2 separate regions of the Homo sapiens genome follow, and region 2 is linked to region 1. A link is an interaction called in ENCODE POLR2A ChIA-PET data of the cell type or tissue named here. Cell type or tissue: HepG2. All regions are shown on one strand.

Evidence for each region. ChIA-PET counts read pairs that join two places held together with the same protein. Peaks named below come from ENCODE experiments on the same cell type or tissue, not always from the same donor. Only the 100,000 strongest peaks of a DNase experiment are listed, where the experiment ranks them.
Region 2: POLR2A ChIA-PET joins it to region 1 with 8 read pairs; 3 of 35 experiments call an interaction of 5 or more read pairs at or near these places.

Annotation. Positions count from the first base shown.
Region 1 is chr11:66,964,185-66,968,184 of GRCh38, reverse strand. No RefSeq gene overlaps it. Among named protein-coding and RNA genes, the nearest start is that of PC, 7.8 kb to the right of the region's middle. In HepG2, no CTCF peak of the experiment used is centred here; a DNase peak (open chromatin) is centred at 1,614.
Region 2 is chr11:66,521,109-66,525,108 of GRCh38, reverse strand. BBS1 (Bardet-Biedl syndrome 1) reads right to left here. Exons shown (of 17, transcript NM_024649.5): 9 at 3,733-3,839; 10 at 1,533-1,653; 11 at 1,227-1,385. It also overlaps a transcript of ZDHHC24 not described here. Among named protein-coding and RNA genes, the nearest start is that of BBS1, 12 kb to the right of the region's middle. In HepG2, no CTCF peak of the experiment used is centred here; no DNase peak of the experiment used is centred here.

The DNA.
Region 1 (4,000 bases):
CATGTTCCTTAGGAGTGAGCCAGTGAATGTGATCTACATCTACCTGCTGTGGGCAAGACCTTGTTTTGGTGAACAGAAGAGAATGAGAGACCACATCTGGTTTGAGGGAGGGGAGGATCTAGGCAGGCCTCTCGGAGAAGATGATGTTGGAGCCCAGTCCCGAGAGCCCACTCGCCAGAACCTTGAGAATTAGACATTGGAAGTCTGACTGACCTTGGAGGGCAGCAGGGGTGGGGCGTGCCCTCTACCCTGGAGACTGACCTTTGTGAGTGCACTTCACCCTTGCATCCCTCTGGAACTTATCCTCATTTCCTCTTCTCTCCGTTGAAATGACAGAAGCATAGTCAGTGATGGGCCTGGAATCCAGCCCAGTTGAGTCAGCCCAGCACATAAAGTCTTCAGCAAATGTGTGTTCTACCCTCCATGGGTGGGGCCTGAGTCTTCATATACCCTCTAGGAGGATCAGACAAAATTATAAATCTAGCAGTTAGTAGTACTAGACTTTCTCCTTGAAAATATGATGCCCAGGCTGGACGCAGTGGCTCATGTCTGTAATCCCAGCACTTTGGGAGGCCGAGGCAGGCAGAGCACTTGAGGCCAGGAGTTCAAGACCAGCCTGGCCAACATGGCGAAACCCTGTCTCTAAAAAAAATACAAAAATCACCCATGCGGCTGGACGTGGTGGCTTATGCCTGTAAATCCCAGTATTTTGGGAGTGTGAGGTGGGTGGATCACCTGAGGTCAGGAGTTCAAGACCAGCCTGGCCAACATGGTGAAACCCCAACTCTACTAATAATACAAAAATCAGCGGGTATGGGGCACACACCTGTAATCCCAGCTACTCGGGAGGCTGAAGCACAGCAATTGCTTGAACCTGGGAGGTGGAGGTTGCAGTGAGCAGAGGTCGTGACACTGTACTCCAGCCTGGGCAACAGACTGAGACTCTGTCTAGAAAAAGTTTTTTAAATAAATAAAAAAATGAAAAAAATAATGCTCACCAGAAGTAAGATGAGTGACTGTGCAGATATACATTTATTTAATTTGAAATTGTTTGTGGGCCAAGTGCAGTGGCTCACACCTGTAATCCCAGCACTTTGGGAGGCCGAGGCAGGGGAGGATCACTTGAGGGCAGGAGTTTGAGACCAGCCTAGGCAACAAAGGGAGTCCCCATTTCTATAGAAATTTTAAAAATTGGCCAGGCATAGTGGCTCACGCCTGTAATCCCAGCACTTTGGGAGGTGGGCGGTGTGGGGGGCAAATCATGAGGTCAAGAGTTTGAGACCAGCCTGGCCAAGATGGTGAAACCCCGTTTCTACTAAAAATAAAAAATTAGCTGGGCATGGTGGCGGGTGCCTGTAATTCCAGCCACTTGGGAGGCTGAGGCAGAGAAGCATTTGAACCCAGGAGGCAGAGGTTGCAGTGAGCCGAGATCATGCCACTGCACTCTAGCCTGGGTGACAGAGCAAGACTCTGTTTCAAAAAAAAAAAAAAAATAGTTCTTGGGTTTATCTTCTGTCCCTTATTCCCTCCTCACACCTCTACAAGAGTTGAGTTTAGCACATAGTAAATGTTTAATAGTCAGCGAATAGGAGTGCCCCAGAGACCAAGCAGAGTCCACAGAGTCCAGTGGACGCCATGTTTATGGGGGAGGGAAAAGTTAAAGAGATGATAACCTGGAACAGGTCAAATTGGGGGCATGGACCGAGAGGAGCAAATTCTGAGGAATTTCTGAGGCTCTGACAGTGTCCCTGGGCCGGGAAGGAAGATGAGGTGGTGGGAGGATATTGAGCCATTTCTGCAGCACTATGAAAAATGAGCTACTTTCCCAGACTCGTTTTGGGGGACAGACCTCAAAGCACCCCATTTCAAAGCAGTGTGGTGCTGGGCTAGAAATAATGCCCAGGGTGTTATGGGAGTCCTAAGAGGGCCCCTTACACCATGAGAGTGGCCTTGGAGAGCTTCATGAAGGAGACAATGGCTGGGTTAAGTCTTGAGAGAGAGAGAGAGAGATATGACAGGAAGAGAGTTTATCAGGTGAATCTATTGAGAAAAGGAATCCCATGCAAGGAAAACAGCCCAAGCACAGGCAGGAAGGCACGATGGGGATAGAGGAATGATGATACCTCATACCATTGGGGTGTAGGGAGGACAGCATACCAGCAAGTTCAGACAGCATGGTGGCAAGGACAGGGCAGTTAGGAACAAGAAGGTTGGAGACATCCAGATGGATGGGAGCTCCCAGACAAAGCTACAGATCCTGGCTGGGCACAGTGGCTCACGTCTGTAATCCCAGCACTTTGGGAGGCTGAGGCGGGTGGATCACCTGAGGTCAGGGGTTCAAGACCAGCCTGGCCAACATGGTGAAGCCCTGTCCCTACTAAAAATACAAAAATTACTTGGGCGTGGTGGCACATGCCTGTAGTCCCAGCTACTTGGGAGGCTGAGGCAGGAGAATCGCTTGAACCCAGGAGGTGGAGATTGCGGGGAGCCAAGATTGCACCACTGCACTCCAGCAGCCTGGCAACAGAGCGAGACTCTGTCTCAAAAAAAAAAAAAAAAAATTAGCCGGATGTGGTGGCAGCTGCCTGTAATTCCAGCTACTCAGGAGGCTGAGGCAGGAGAATCACTTAAACCCAGGAGGCGGAGGTTGCAGTGAGCCGAGATCACACCATTGCACTGCAGCCTGGGTGACAGAGTGAAACCCTGTCTCAAACAAAACAAAACAAAACAAAAACCAACCAACAAACAAAAAAACAAAAAACAAAGCTACAGATCCCTCAAAACACAGCTGTTACTATGAGACTGGAAACAGCCCACCCCTCTGTGTTTAGAATCCAGAAGCCTGGCTTTACCCTGAGGATCTCATAAGGACAACCCAGATGTCTCCAATCCCCACTCCAGAGATGACAAAAGAAAGATTTCTCCCGCCAGCATGGACTGAGCAAGCAAGGCATTGGCCAGGAGTGTTTGTGGTGTGGAAACTGCAAGTGTGTGAGGTGGCCCTGTGCCCTTGCCTGTGGCCACTCAAGTACCATTTTTGGCTTGGAGGGAGCCTAAATTCCAATGTTTCCCTGCACTGTGTTCCCAGGCTCCTTTAACCCCATGGCTTCTCACCCCTAGAAACCGCCCTGTCTTTTCAGCCTCCTCCTACTTTGGCCGTTCAGTCTGGACAATTCCACTGGGCTCGTGGAACCCATCATGGGATCGCCACAAGGTGGTCAGACCTTCCACCGGCCGAGGTGGACCAAGGGCCAGTGTCTCCCCTGTGTTCTCAGACTGCAGAAGTCTCTGTCAATTATGAGATCTGCCCTCTTCTGTCTCTGAGCCTCTGAACATGTCCCTAAGAAGCAAAGGGATGGGTTAGCTACTCCCAACGTGCCCCCCAGAGTTACTGGGGTAACAGTAAAGCCAGTCCTTTTACCTATCCACAGCCCAGCCTCTTAGCTGCAACTTCCTGTTTTTGTTTTGTTTTGTTTTGTCTGAAGACTGGATCTTGCTCTGTTGCCCAGGCTGGAGTGCAGTGCAGTGGCACAATCTCGGTTCATTGAAACCTCCACCTCCCAGGCTCAAGCGATCTTCTCACCTAGCCTCCCCAGTAGTTGGGACTATAGGCACACCCCACCAAGCCTGGCTGACTTTTTTTTTTTCAATTTTTTTTTTTTTTTTTTTTGTGAGACAGAGTCTCACTCTGTTACCCAGGCTGGAGTGCAGTGGTGTGATCCCGGCTCACTGCAACCTCCGCCTCCCGGGTTCAATGATTTTCCTGCCTCAGTCTCCCGAGTAGCTGGGATTATAGGCATGCGCCAGCCACCACGCCCGGCTAATTTTTTGTATTTTTAGTAGAGATGGGGTTTCACCATGTTGGCCAGGCTGGTCTCAAACTCCTAACCTCAAGTGATCCACCCACCTCAGCCTCCCAAAGTGCTGGGATTACAGGCATGAGCCACCGTGCCTGGCCTTTCTTTTTCAATTTTTAATAGAGATGAGGCCTCACATTCAG
Region 2 (4,000 bases), 440 kb after region 1:
CCTGCCTCAGCCTCCTGAGTAGCTGGGACTACAGGCACCTGCCACCATGCCCGGCTAATTTTTTGTATTTTTAGTAGAGACGGGGTTTTACCGTGTTAGCCAGGATGGTCTCCATCTCCTGACCTTGTGATCTGCCTGCCTCGGCCTCCCAAAGTGCTGGGATTACAGACGTGAGCCACCGTGCCCGGCCCATACCCGGCTAATTTGTTTATTTTTAGTAGAGATGGGGTTTCACCATGTTGGCCAGGCTGTTCCAGAACTGTGATCGCCTGCCTCAGCCTTCCAAAGTGCTGGGATTACAGGTGTGAGCCAATGTGCCTGGCCCTCACTTGTGACATACTTTGAATTTACTATTCTATTTTTAAAAATGTTGCTGGTTGTGATCTACTAAACTGATTTAATGATTCACAACTTAGAGTCTGAAAACCTCTGGTCCAAACTCATCAAATGACCTGGATTCCTTAATCAAGAGCCTTCATACTTCTCAGGCTTTGTGCATGCTATTCTCTGTGCAGAATGTTCTTCCTCCATTTGTCCACCTGACAAACTGTTCTGAGGCCCAGTTGAACTGTCACTTGTTCTGTGAAGTGTCCCATGGAGTCCATCCCCATTTATCTCACCCCCCACCCTTGTCACTCAGCACCCTCTGCGCTTTTTAGCACTTTGCTCTGCTTCAGTCGGCCCTTTTAAATTTGCTATGTCTCTGGCTGGCTGTTACCTTAGACTGTAAGCCTCCTGAAAACAAGGACTTAGTCATCATTTTACCCCCCACCCCTACCAATATGGTGACTGGTACATATGAGGTGCTCAACACATTTTTTTTTTTTTTAAGATGGAGTCTCGCTCTGTTGTCCAGGCTGAAGTGCCATGGTTTGATCTTGGCTCACTGCAACCTCCGCCTCCCAGGCTCAAGCGATTCTCCTACCTCAACCTCCTGAGTAGCTGGGATTACAGGTACGCACCACCATGCCCGGCTAATTTTTGTATTTTTAGTAGCAAGGGGGTTATGCCATGTTGGCTAGGCTGGTTTTGAACTCCTTACCTCAGGTGATCTGCCCACCTTGGCCTCCCAAAGTGCTGGGATTACAGGCATGAGCCACTGTGCCTGGCCTCAACAAATGTTTTTGAAATGCATCAATGTGTGGTCGGAAGAGGCAGCTAAGAAGCCCCAGAGGTGAGACGAGGGCAAGGAGGAGTGAGTGGCAGATGCCGGAGATGGGGCTCACCGGGGTGTGGATGACATTGAGCAGGGCCTTGTCACGATAAATGCGGACCTCTCCATTGGCCAGCCCAGCCATGACGGCCTGCAGGCCCCGGGAATGCTGCTCCAGGAGGTTCATGGTCAGGATGGCTGCGGGCATCTGCACTGTCCACAGCTTCTTCCCCTGGCAGGGAACAGCCAGCGTCTGTGGAGGGCTCAGGGCTTACAGTGGAAAGAACGGTTTCTGGGGTGGGGAAGCCAGAGGACTCTCTTGCCAAGTGGGGGCTAGGGACATAGGCGTGGAGGGGCTGCTGCTTGCTGGGGGCTGCACCTTGTGGGTGAAGCCATGCAGGCTGTCTTGGGTGCTGCCCACCACTAGGACCTTGTGTACCCGGATAAGTCCCACAGGCTGGGCGCTCAGCTCGATGCAGTACTTGGGGTGCTTGGAGTCTCTGTGGAATAAACAACACACTGTCTGGCCCCAGAGAAATCCTCTCCACTTCTATGGCTGACCCTCCTCTGTCTAAACCTCATGGACTCACCTGGGAGGAACACTGGCCCCAAAGCAGATGACCCTGGGATTATTTCCACTTCTGCCACCTTAGTAAATGTGTGGCCTTGGAAAACATCAAGTGTGTCTTCCTCCCACCTTCACTATGGTGTCTTGTCTTCCTCCCACCTTCACTATGGTGTCTTGTCTTCCGCCCACCTTCACTATGGTGGCTTGTATGATCATCTAGCATTTAACAGAGTTTTCAGTGAGTTTACCTTTGGCTGGACTAGCCAGGACAAGTGGACTTAGGCACTTTATTATGAGAAAAGGATGAAGAGCTTTGCCCTGTGTCAATGCAGTTTTTAGTTTACTGGCCTCTCAATTTTAGTTTCCCTTTCCAGAAAGTACAGTTAGTTCCTCTCTATTCGAGGAGCACACGCCAATGTCTTTCCCACTTTGAGTTGGCCTACAACACTCTTCCCGACTTTCTCACCAACTGGTTCCTTTTTAACTTTCAAGCCATCTCCACAGAGAGGTGTTCCTGATCACCCTTACCTGTTATTTTTCCCCATTGAGCTTGTATTTTTTCTCCATAGCACTCATCCAATTTGTAGTAACATCTTGGTTTCTTCACTTTAATACATCTGTCTTCGCCATGAGGACAGGGACCATATTTATCTTGTTCATCAATATATCCCTAATACCACACACTGCATAATGCATAGTAGGTGCTCAATAAATATTTATTGAATTAAAAAAATGCATGTTAGGCCGGGTGTGGTGGCTTATGACTGTAATCCCGGCACTTTGGGAGGCCGAGAAGGGTGGATCACAAGGTCAGGCGTTCGAGACCAGCCTGGCCAATATGGTGAAACCCCGTCTCTACTAAAAATACAAAAATTAGCTGGGTGTGGTGGCACGCACCTGTAGTCCCAGCTACTTGGGAGGCTGAGGCAGGAGAATCGCTTGAACCCAGGAGGCAGAGGTTGCAGTAAGCCGAGATCGTGCCACTGCACTCCAGCCTGGGTGACAGAGTGAGACTCTGTGACTCTGTCTCACAAAATAAAAAAAAAAAAAAGCATTTTATATGGAATATTAAACTAATGCATAAACAAGTGTCATGTCATGTACCCTAGAAAGTAACAAATATGGGAAATTTTTTTTTATTTCTTCCCATCTGTTTCCTTTTCTTTTTTTTTGAGACAGAGTCTCGCTCTGTGCCCAGGCTGGAGGGCAGTGGCGTGATCTCGGCTCACTGCAAGCTCCACCTCCCAGGTTCACGCCATTCTCCTGCCTCAGCCTCCCGAGTAGCTGGGACTACAGGCGCCCACCACCATGCCCAGCTAATTTTTTGTATTTTTAGTAGAGATGGGGTTTCACTGTGTTAGCCAGGATGGTCTGGATCTCCTGACCTCATGATCCACCCACGTTGGCCTCCAAAGTGCTGGGATTACAGGCGTGAGGCAATGCACCCGGCACCCCCCTGCTTTTTTTTTTTTTTTTTTTTTTTGAGACGGAGTCTCGCTCCGTTACCCAGGCTGGAGTGCAGTGGTGTGATCTTGGCTCACTGCAACCTCCGCCTCCTGGGTTCAAGCGATTCTCCTACCTTAGCCTCCCGAGTAGCTGGGGCTAGAGGCATGCGCCACCATGCCCAGCTAATTTTGTATTTTTAGTAGAGACGGGGTTTCACCATGTTGGCCAGGCTGGTCTTGAACTCCTGACCTCAGGTGATCCGCTTGCCTCGGCCTCCCAAAGTGCTGGGATTACAGGCGTGAGCCACAGCGCCCAGCCTGTCCTCTCATTTCTGATCACTCCTGTACTATAGCCACCCAGCCTAGTCTCTCACTGTGCCAGCCCCTATCTCACAAGCCTCCAGGTATCCTCCCCTGTGTTTGTGGGCTCAGCCTCCTTTATGAAGTTCTCAGCTCTTTGCATTTCCAAATTCCAGCCTTAAAGCCCACTCTCATCTTGCAAGCCTCTGAAGCCACCAGTTTTCTGAGATGTTCCTCCCGGCCCCGGAGACCACGGATGTGGCTACCTTCTCAGAATATAGATGTTTCCATTGCGGCAGGCCGCGGCAAGCCGGAACTCAACATCAAACTGGCCAGAAACCTCTAGGAAGACGGGGACGCTGGGAAGGCTCATCTGCAAACAAGAAGCGCAAACACTCCAATTTCTCTGGAGCCCCCGTCCCTCCCTGCCCTGTCAGTAACTCCTCTGAGTGAGTGCCTGGTCTAAAGTCCCAATCTCCTCACTTACACCCAGTTTAAACTCATACAGTTTTTCAGGAGGGAAACTTGGGGCAA